Linked DNA regions of Homo sapiens: region 2 is linked to region 1. A link is an interaction called in ENCODE POLR2A ChIA-PET data of the cell type or tissue named here. Cell type or tissue: GM12878. All regions are shown on one strand. Region 1 overlaps PIEZO2 (piezo type mechanosensitive ion channel component 2). Region 2 overlaps PIEZO2 (piezo type mechanosensitive ion channel component 2).

Evidence for each region. Peaks named below come from ENCODE experiments on the same cell type or tissue, not always from the same donor. Only the 100,000 strongest peaks of a DNase experiment are listed, where the experiment ranks them.
Region 2: POLR2A ChIA-PET joins it to region 1 with 5 read pairs; 2 of 35 experiments call an interaction of 5 or more read pairs at or near these places.

What each region holds. Positions count from the first base shown.
Region 1 is chr18:11,019,422-11,023,421 of GRCh38, forward strand. The region is part of intron 2 of PIEZO2 (piezo type mechanosensitive ion channel component 2); the gene reads right to left. Among named protein-coding and RNA genes, the nearest start is that of PIEZO2, 130 kb to the right of the region's middle. In GM12878, no CTCF peak of the experiment used is centred here; a DNase peak (open chromatin) is centred at 2,238; H3K4me3 peaks cover 756 bases; H3K27ac peaks cover 2,760 bases.
Region 2 is chr18:10,968,984-10,972,983 of GRCh38, forward strand. The region is part of intron 3 of PIEZO2 (piezo type mechanosensitive ion channel component 2); the gene reads right to left. Among named protein-coding and RNA genes, the nearest start is that of PIEZO2, 180 kb to the right of the region's middle. In GM12878, no CTCF peak of the experiment used is centred here; no DNase peak of the experiment used is centred here.

The DNA of each region.
Region 1 (4,000 bases):
CTGGAACAGGTAACTCTTTCCTCTCATCTGGGAGCTTTTGTACTTTCTGGTGTGGTAAACTCATCTCCAATTCTCAGCATGACTGGCTGTTTTTCCCCCTTTATGTTTGCACTGAAGTGTCTCCTACTTAGAAAGGCCTTCCAGGACTCCTGCACGGAAGACAGTTTTCTAGTTTCTCTTGTGACCTATTGAATGGCCCCACTCTGGGCCCCCTTGTTGCAGTGTTTTATATTGATGCTCTTGTCATCCTCAGGCTGGACAGAGTGCACTTACCCCCCTACCCCAACACACAAGGGAGCAATAAAGGCTGATTTTTGTATGCCACTGAGATACTGTGATTGAGTGTTACAAAGCAGAAGGCAACTGATATACTCTATCTCATCATCTTGTTTGTTTTCTTAATAGTACTAATGACAATCTGTAATGAAATTATTGAATTGATTGTTTATTAGCTCTCACTACAGAATAACTCCATGGAGACAAGAGGCATATCAGCACCTTGTCTGTCTCCAGTACTGGAGGCTGTGCCGAGCACATGTACAATAAGTGTTTGTGTAATGAGTGCATGAACTCTCTTGGGGATGATTTTATCTATTCTTCTGACCCAATAAATCTTCTCTTTAAAAAAATTGTATATGAATTAAATTAGAAACTTAAGCTTCAATTTTCTAATTTTAAAAGTTTGGGATCTGGGGAGCGATTTTTAAAAAAATAGTCACACAATTCTTTCCTCAGCAAGAAAAGGCAACACAGAAGAGACCACTTTTAAAAGATGAGATTGTGACTTTTAATTATGTTTTATGCAATTCCATAGTTTGTAATACTTGACCTCAGCCCTTGTCTGTCTGATGGGGTCCATTAACATCTCAGAATCACTATCCTAGCTCAAAGCCTCTGATGCTCTTGCTGATTCCACAGTCTTCACAAAATGACTTCCTGCAATAACTTTTCTGCTTGCTTATACTGAATTGGCACCTGGGGTACAATTACTTCCTGTCATTAGTTCAAGGCAAAATGCAAAATTAGGTACTTCTGATTTGCACATTTGCAGACTAGTTGTTTTCCTGTCAATACCTGGCACTGATGGACTTTTACTGATGTATTTTTCTAGAAAAATAAACACTCACAGCTCTTGGGGCTGTGGACAAGATCATAGCAGCCAACTACTGTCTAAACTCCCCAGTAATTGCAGAGTAGTGTTCTGAAAATATGAAAATTACATGCCACTAGCCTTTTGCCAACCACTAAATAGAAGTTAAGTGGAAGGGACAGGCAAAATGACACCTTCTATTTCACAAAGTGAGCTCTTTATTTTTAAACAATTAGCTGGTCTCACTAAGCTAATCCTTTGCTGAAACCTGAAGCCTGGCAGAGAGCTTTCGGAATACTTGACATTCGTTGTTTTATAAGAAAGTTACTGTTCTGCTACTGTGCTCTTTCATCTTTCACTTAAAGTTATTTCTTAATTATCTTCCAAACTGAAAAACTCAAGAAGTAAACAACCCCTCTCCCCCATAAATCAAAGAAATATAGAAAGTGAAAGGTACAAAAAGCAGATGCAGCTTAAAAACTGTTCCACTGCCTTAAGTCGACATTCCTGCTCAGCAGAAAAGCACTAACCCTCATGGAGTCACTGTAGGAAGTGACTTGTCTGGAGCTAGGAAGACGGATGCAAACTCCAGGGGCCTCACAGGCCTGGACTATGATTCTCTTCCGTTACATCATGAAAGAAACTCTAGTCATCTCCACCGGTTCTCCAAACCACACCATCTCAACCAGCTCAAAGTTACAACCTAACTCAACAGTGCTAGTCACAGGTGTCAAGGAGACAGCTAATCTCCCTGGAAAGAACTCCCAAACCGGTTTTCCATGGACCCAAAGTCAGTGTGGTGTTCTTACTTCCTGTTTTCTAGTCTCCTCTATTCTGAAGAAAACATTTTCTTTTTCCTTCTACAAAAGCATCCCACTCTTGTATTCCATGCAACCTGCGTGTGTCTGAAACAATGTTTCCTTCTCTCCTCCTCCCCACTGCAAGGGCTCCATGAATGCTTTCTTGGTGGTAAGGATGCAAATTTGAGTTGAGTTTCTGAGCAGACTCTCCTGCTTCAGCCGCCAATGGCGTTTAGTCTCCTTGTGAATTCGTGAGGAGGAACACAGTCACCATCGTGAATGAAAACCACCAAGTGGGGTTCCTGGGGGACTTTGAGTCTCACGGATCTGGTGATCCAGCACACAGCTCGTGCTGTAACTGCACTGATGGAATGAATGAGAAAACCACGTCCCTCCCACCCATGCCTTCACAAGTTCATTCTATTCAATGTATGAGTCTGAGCACCTGCAGTGTGTGTGAGGCATCATCTAGACGCTGGGGGACTGCAGATGCAAACCAGGAAAATGCCCAGCTCTGCTGCAGTTCCATTCTTCTCCATCTTGATGGCAGAGTCCAGATGCTGCCTTTTCTCAATGGCATCCCTTGGACTTCCCTTTCCTAGTTGTTCCTAAATCCCTGTGCCCCTTGCAGAGTCACCACGTGTGAAGGGGATTTGCAGGGGGGTCTCTCAAGAACAAACCCCAGGCATACATCTGTGTCTGTAATCTCCTACAGCTGCCAGACCTGAAACACTTTGTAATCGATCTCTGCCTACTCTCACTCAAACAAACGGGCGCTGCCTAAAATAAGGACTACGAGAGGTAGGGGTATAGTGGATAGATGCTGCCAATGCCTCAGCCGGCATGCCATGGTCCCTAGAGGCTGCACCTTCTCATGCACATCCAGGTGCAGTGTCACAGCCCCCCTAACTGTGCAGGCCTGACCTTTGGAGTGGGTATGACAGTAGCAGAGCCTGTAAGGAAATTGCTTAGTTCTTGTTCTGAGAAAAAAAAAGTGAACTCAAAATAATTTACACTTGGAGCAAAATCAATATAAGATCAAGGCAGTGCAGGAAGCATGCACCCAGTTATCAGCCTGCTGGGGGCATGGTAGCAAAGCACTGCAGACTGGGAGGCTTCAGAAACAGACACTGATTGTCTCAGTTGTAAAGGCTAGAAGCCCACGATCAAGGTGCTGGCAGGATTGGTTTCTCCTGGGGCCTCTCTCCTTGGCTGGCAGATGGGCTCTCCTCTGGGTGCACACATCCTTGGTGTCTTCCTCCTCTTACAGGACCCCAGTGCTACTGGATTAGGGCTCTATGCTTATGGCTTCAGGTAACCTTAATCACCTCTTTAAAGGCCCTGTCTCCAAATACAGTCACATTGTGGGATGTCAACATATGAATTTAAGGGGGACAGAATTCAGTTCGTAAAAACTATAAAATACTATGACCTTACATGTGCATAGAACTCTAGGCTATTTTGTCCAGAATTGGTGGGTTCTTGGTCTCACTGACTTCGAGAATGAAGTCGCGGACCCTCGAGGTGAGTGTTACAGTTCTTAAAGGCGGTGTGTCCGGAGTTTGTTCCTTCTGATGTTCGGATGTGTTCAGAGTTTCTTCCTTCTGGTGGGTTCGTGGTCTCGCTGGCTCAGGAGTGAAGCTGCGCACCTTCGCAGCGAGTGTTACAGTTCTTAAGGCGGGGAGTCTGGAGTTGTTCATTCCTCCCAGTGGGTTCGTGGTCTCGTTGGCTTCAGGAGTGAAGCTGCAGACCCTTCGCCGTGAGTGTTACAGCTCATAAAGTCAGTGTGGACCCAAAGACTGAGCAGCAGCAAGATTTACTGCAAAGAGTGAAAGAACAAAGCTTCCACACTGTGGAAGGGGACCCGACCCAGTTGCCACTGCTGGCTCGGGCAGCCTGCTTTTATTCTCTTATCTGGCCCCACCCACAACCTGCTGATTGCTCCATTTTACAGAGAGCCGAGTGGTCTGTTTTGACAGGGTGCTGATTGGTGCATTTACAATCCCTGAGCTAGACACAAAGGTTCTCCACCTACCCACTAGATTAGCTAGATACAGAGGGTCCACACAAAGGTTCTCCAAGTCCCCACCAGAGTAGCTAGATACAGAGT
Region 2 (4,000 bases), 50 kb before region 1:
ATAAATCCACCTACCTAAGCCCTAAAATATACATCAATTTTGTAAGTCTGAAAAATAACTAAGCTTATGTCATACAAATAATATTTTCTAGAATGTCATTACTATGCTTAGCCCAATTCTGCTGCTTTCAAATGCCTTTGAAATGTCCTTCCATATTCCATAAATTTGGAAACATACAGTTATAGCTTTACATTGTTCGTCTATAATTTTGAGGTTGAGTTTACTTCCATACCACACGGACTTGCGTTAGTGCTTTTATTGTAAATAATTTACACTAGAAATGCTGCATCATGAAGCTGAGGTTAGAGAATTTGTTATTTAAGCAAACCAAATCAATCCCAAATCATTTTAAACTTCCTGCTCTGTGATTTGTCTTACAGCAAGGACTGGTCGGCATGGTGGGGAGCAGACGGGCGTGAGGATCATGACTCCCTGTTACTCATCTAGGGGCTCTTCTGCCCTCACTTCTTATTGAGACCTCCTTGTTAAAGCACAGTCCCACACCTCCTTTTCTTCTCTTTCCTTCCTTGCCACTTCTAACTCTAGCTTTCTCATTTATGGTTTTCTGTCTTAATTTTCCCAAATCCAAATGGAAATCCAAATTTTTTTTTGCGAAGGAAATAAATACCAAGTAACTTAATTGATAAATAGTTTCTAAAGAGAAATAAAACACGTCATTCTAATATTTCTTCATGAATTAAAAAGATGAGAAATGGGAACAACTATCTGAGCAGGATTTGGGGTATGCACCTGTAGGAGAGGAGTGAGGGGACAGAGCTCCTGGCCAAGAGAGGGCATGGGTGCACTTAGCCGCTCTCCTCAATTGTTTACTTGCAGGTCCAGCAGGTGAGGACACCACCGAGAATCGGTCACAAAACAAAGCAAGAGAGTCATCAAATTTTGTCTTTGCCATACCTTTATTTCTCCTTTTTTTGGCTGCTATTAATTCATTTATTCATTCTTCAATTGTTGGGCAGTATGCTATACATCAGCCACTGTGGTCAGTGCTCAGGTTACAAAAAAAAATGAAACATGAGAGGTTCTACCCTTAATTTGATCATATTCTAATGGGAGAACATATAAAATCAGTGATTATCACTCAACATTAAAAGTTTAATGACTGATACTCTGGGTATTTGGGAGCCCAAAGACATCTGACCCCCTCTACCTGGGGGTATTAACTCGGGTTATCTGGAGGAAGTGGCCAGTATTGAAGAATGGACCTGGCAGAGGACTGGCAGAGTACGTAAGGACATTCTTCCAGGGAAATAACATGGGCAAAGGCATGGCCAGGCAATAGAAAGCTTATTGGAATTGGCAACGGGAAGGAGGAGATGAGAACCATGGGGTAGGGAGAAGTACAGAAATACAGCTTTCCTGCAGCTCTTCGCCCGTCTAGATGAGCCCATTGCCCTGCATGCACACGGGTGCCCAGGGCCCCGGCACCCTCCATGGGTGACCCTGGATGCTATCACTACATTTCTTCCTTTTTTTCACAACTTAACTCTTCTGTTTTTGCTAAGTCTCTTTATCTGCAAATGAGTAAAATATCAAGGACTAGCAGGACTATAATGCAGAATCAAGACATTATAAATATGCCTGGAACATAGTGGGAAATTATACATGGAAGATGTTATCTACTGATTTAGAGCAAAACTTAGAACAAAAAAGATGTTTCACACACACACACACACACACACACACACACACACACACACACAGCTGGGTGTGAGATATGGTGAGTCAGGAGAAAGAGGAAGGAAAGGAAGGCTTGTTAGAGTACTTGATCCATGCCAGGAACTCTAGAAATTTTGCCCTATTACGGGATGAGATAAAGGTGATATAAGGTAGGGAAGGAAGCTCTGTGTATGGGCAGAATCAAAATCCCAAATCAAAGATGGGAGCATATCTGCTTTTAGAGAAACATAAATAGGGTTTCACAAGAAACAGATCTATGTTTCAGGTCAGAAAAGCTCTACATTAATCCACAATACGGCAATTTCCACCGATGGGAAGGACAGTTACCAGAACAAGGAAAGTCACTGCCCCTTGATGCTTGGCATTAATCAGGCCCTGGAGACTCCCCATGACCAGACACTGATGCTATCTCACCACTCAGCCATGGAACATTGACCAACAAGCTTGGCAAACAGCAGAGGATAAGGGACTCAAGAGGCATCTGGGAAAATACTGATGTGGCATCAAAGCCATCTTCAAAATTTTGAAAGACTGCTGTGTAGAGAATGGATTAGACTACCTATGTGTAATTCTGGCGACAGCCTCAGGATCTAGAATCTCAGGGCGACACACACTTCAGGGAAGTAAATTTCTGAACACCAAGAGTCATCCAGTACATTCTTGTTATTTACTGTTTTATTTCTATCTTTAGGAAAAACATCTCCAATTTCCTCAGGCTTTAAAAATACAGATAAAAACCATCTTAGACAAGGAGACCTTGGTTATTAACAAGTTGACACAAGGCTGTGACAGGACCCACTTGGAGGAGGTGGTAGGGACGGTGGGTTCAAGGAGGCTGGGAAAACATATCCCCAATGATGAATGCACACCCAGCTCCTCAGCCATGCAGTCCCGACTGTCCCCATGATGCACTCGTAGGGGTGAAGATATTCCTAAAGGCCAATATCATTTACCAAGTCAAGCATATACAGTCACTTCCGGCCATTCATACTTTAACCAGAGTTAGTATATTAGATTAACTATCCTCTCACCCAGCACAGCCTCCAAAATTTATGTATCCTAATCATATCTATTCCTCAAAATCTAATTAACCAAAGTCCAATTCTGCATAAAATTTTCCCCAGCACATGTATGAAGGTGCAGGGTGTACTGGAAAGAGTACAGACTGTGTAGTCCAGGAGACCTAAATTTAATTCTGGCTCTGTTACTCACTAATGAGCAGCCTAAGGCGAGGCACTTTTTGCCTCTGGGACTCACTTTCCCTACCAGTAATACGATAGTGAAAGCCAACACTTTTAAGAGATATGGTAAGAATTAGATAACAATGGCAGCTGGGTGCGGTGGCTCACACCTGTGATCCCAGCACTTTGGGAGGCCGAGGTGGGTAGATCACTTGAGGTCAAGAGTTTGAGATCAGCCTGGCCAACATGGTGAAACCCTATCTCTACTAAAAATACACCCAGCCTGGGTGACAGAGCGAGACTCCGCCTCAAAAAAAAAAAAAAAAAAAGAGAGAGAGAGATAATAGCAGCAGAGTGTTAGTTTAGTTTACATGAAAATGTTAGTTCATTTTCCTCCTAACTCTTCCATCATGTTCCTCTTTCTTCTAAAGTTCTACAATGTAGGAAAGGTAATAAATAGTGAATAATATATTTATTATCTATTCCTCTGAGCTGCAGGTCATGGGAGCAGATGACAAGCTTTCAGGTAGGTGCCGGAATGAGAAGAGGGCCATAAAATATTCGGAAGGCCAGGCCAGGCCCAAGGCTGCAGCTGTGGGGCAGGTGGAGTGAGAGACTGCGGTGGAGAGGTTGCTAAGAAGGTGAAAAATTCTGGAAGAAAAACTCAGGGTCACTAAAGACACACATCACTGATGCTGCCTTCCATCCAGTGCCATTTAGCCCATTTATTTGGGATTCTAACCACATGGAGTAGAGTAGGTACAAACCCCAATATAACAGCATTGGCAAGAAACTGAAAAAGACTATCATAGAGAATGATTTGGTACCATGCAAGTTCTGTAATTTCCAAATTTCATCCATGTGACTGTGCGTAATTTGGAGACAGGATTTGGTTTGGAGTTGCCTCTATTACCTTGTAGCAGTGTATGACCTTGGGCAAGAATTAGGACTTCTCTAATAACAGCAACAACATGAACAACAGCTTGTACTATTTGACCACTTACAATGGGTCAAGCACAGTCCCAAGGGCATGGCCTATATTAACTCGAACCTCACAAAAACCTATGAGATGATAGCTGTTATCTTCCTTTGACAGTTGAGGAAACTGAGGCACACTGGGA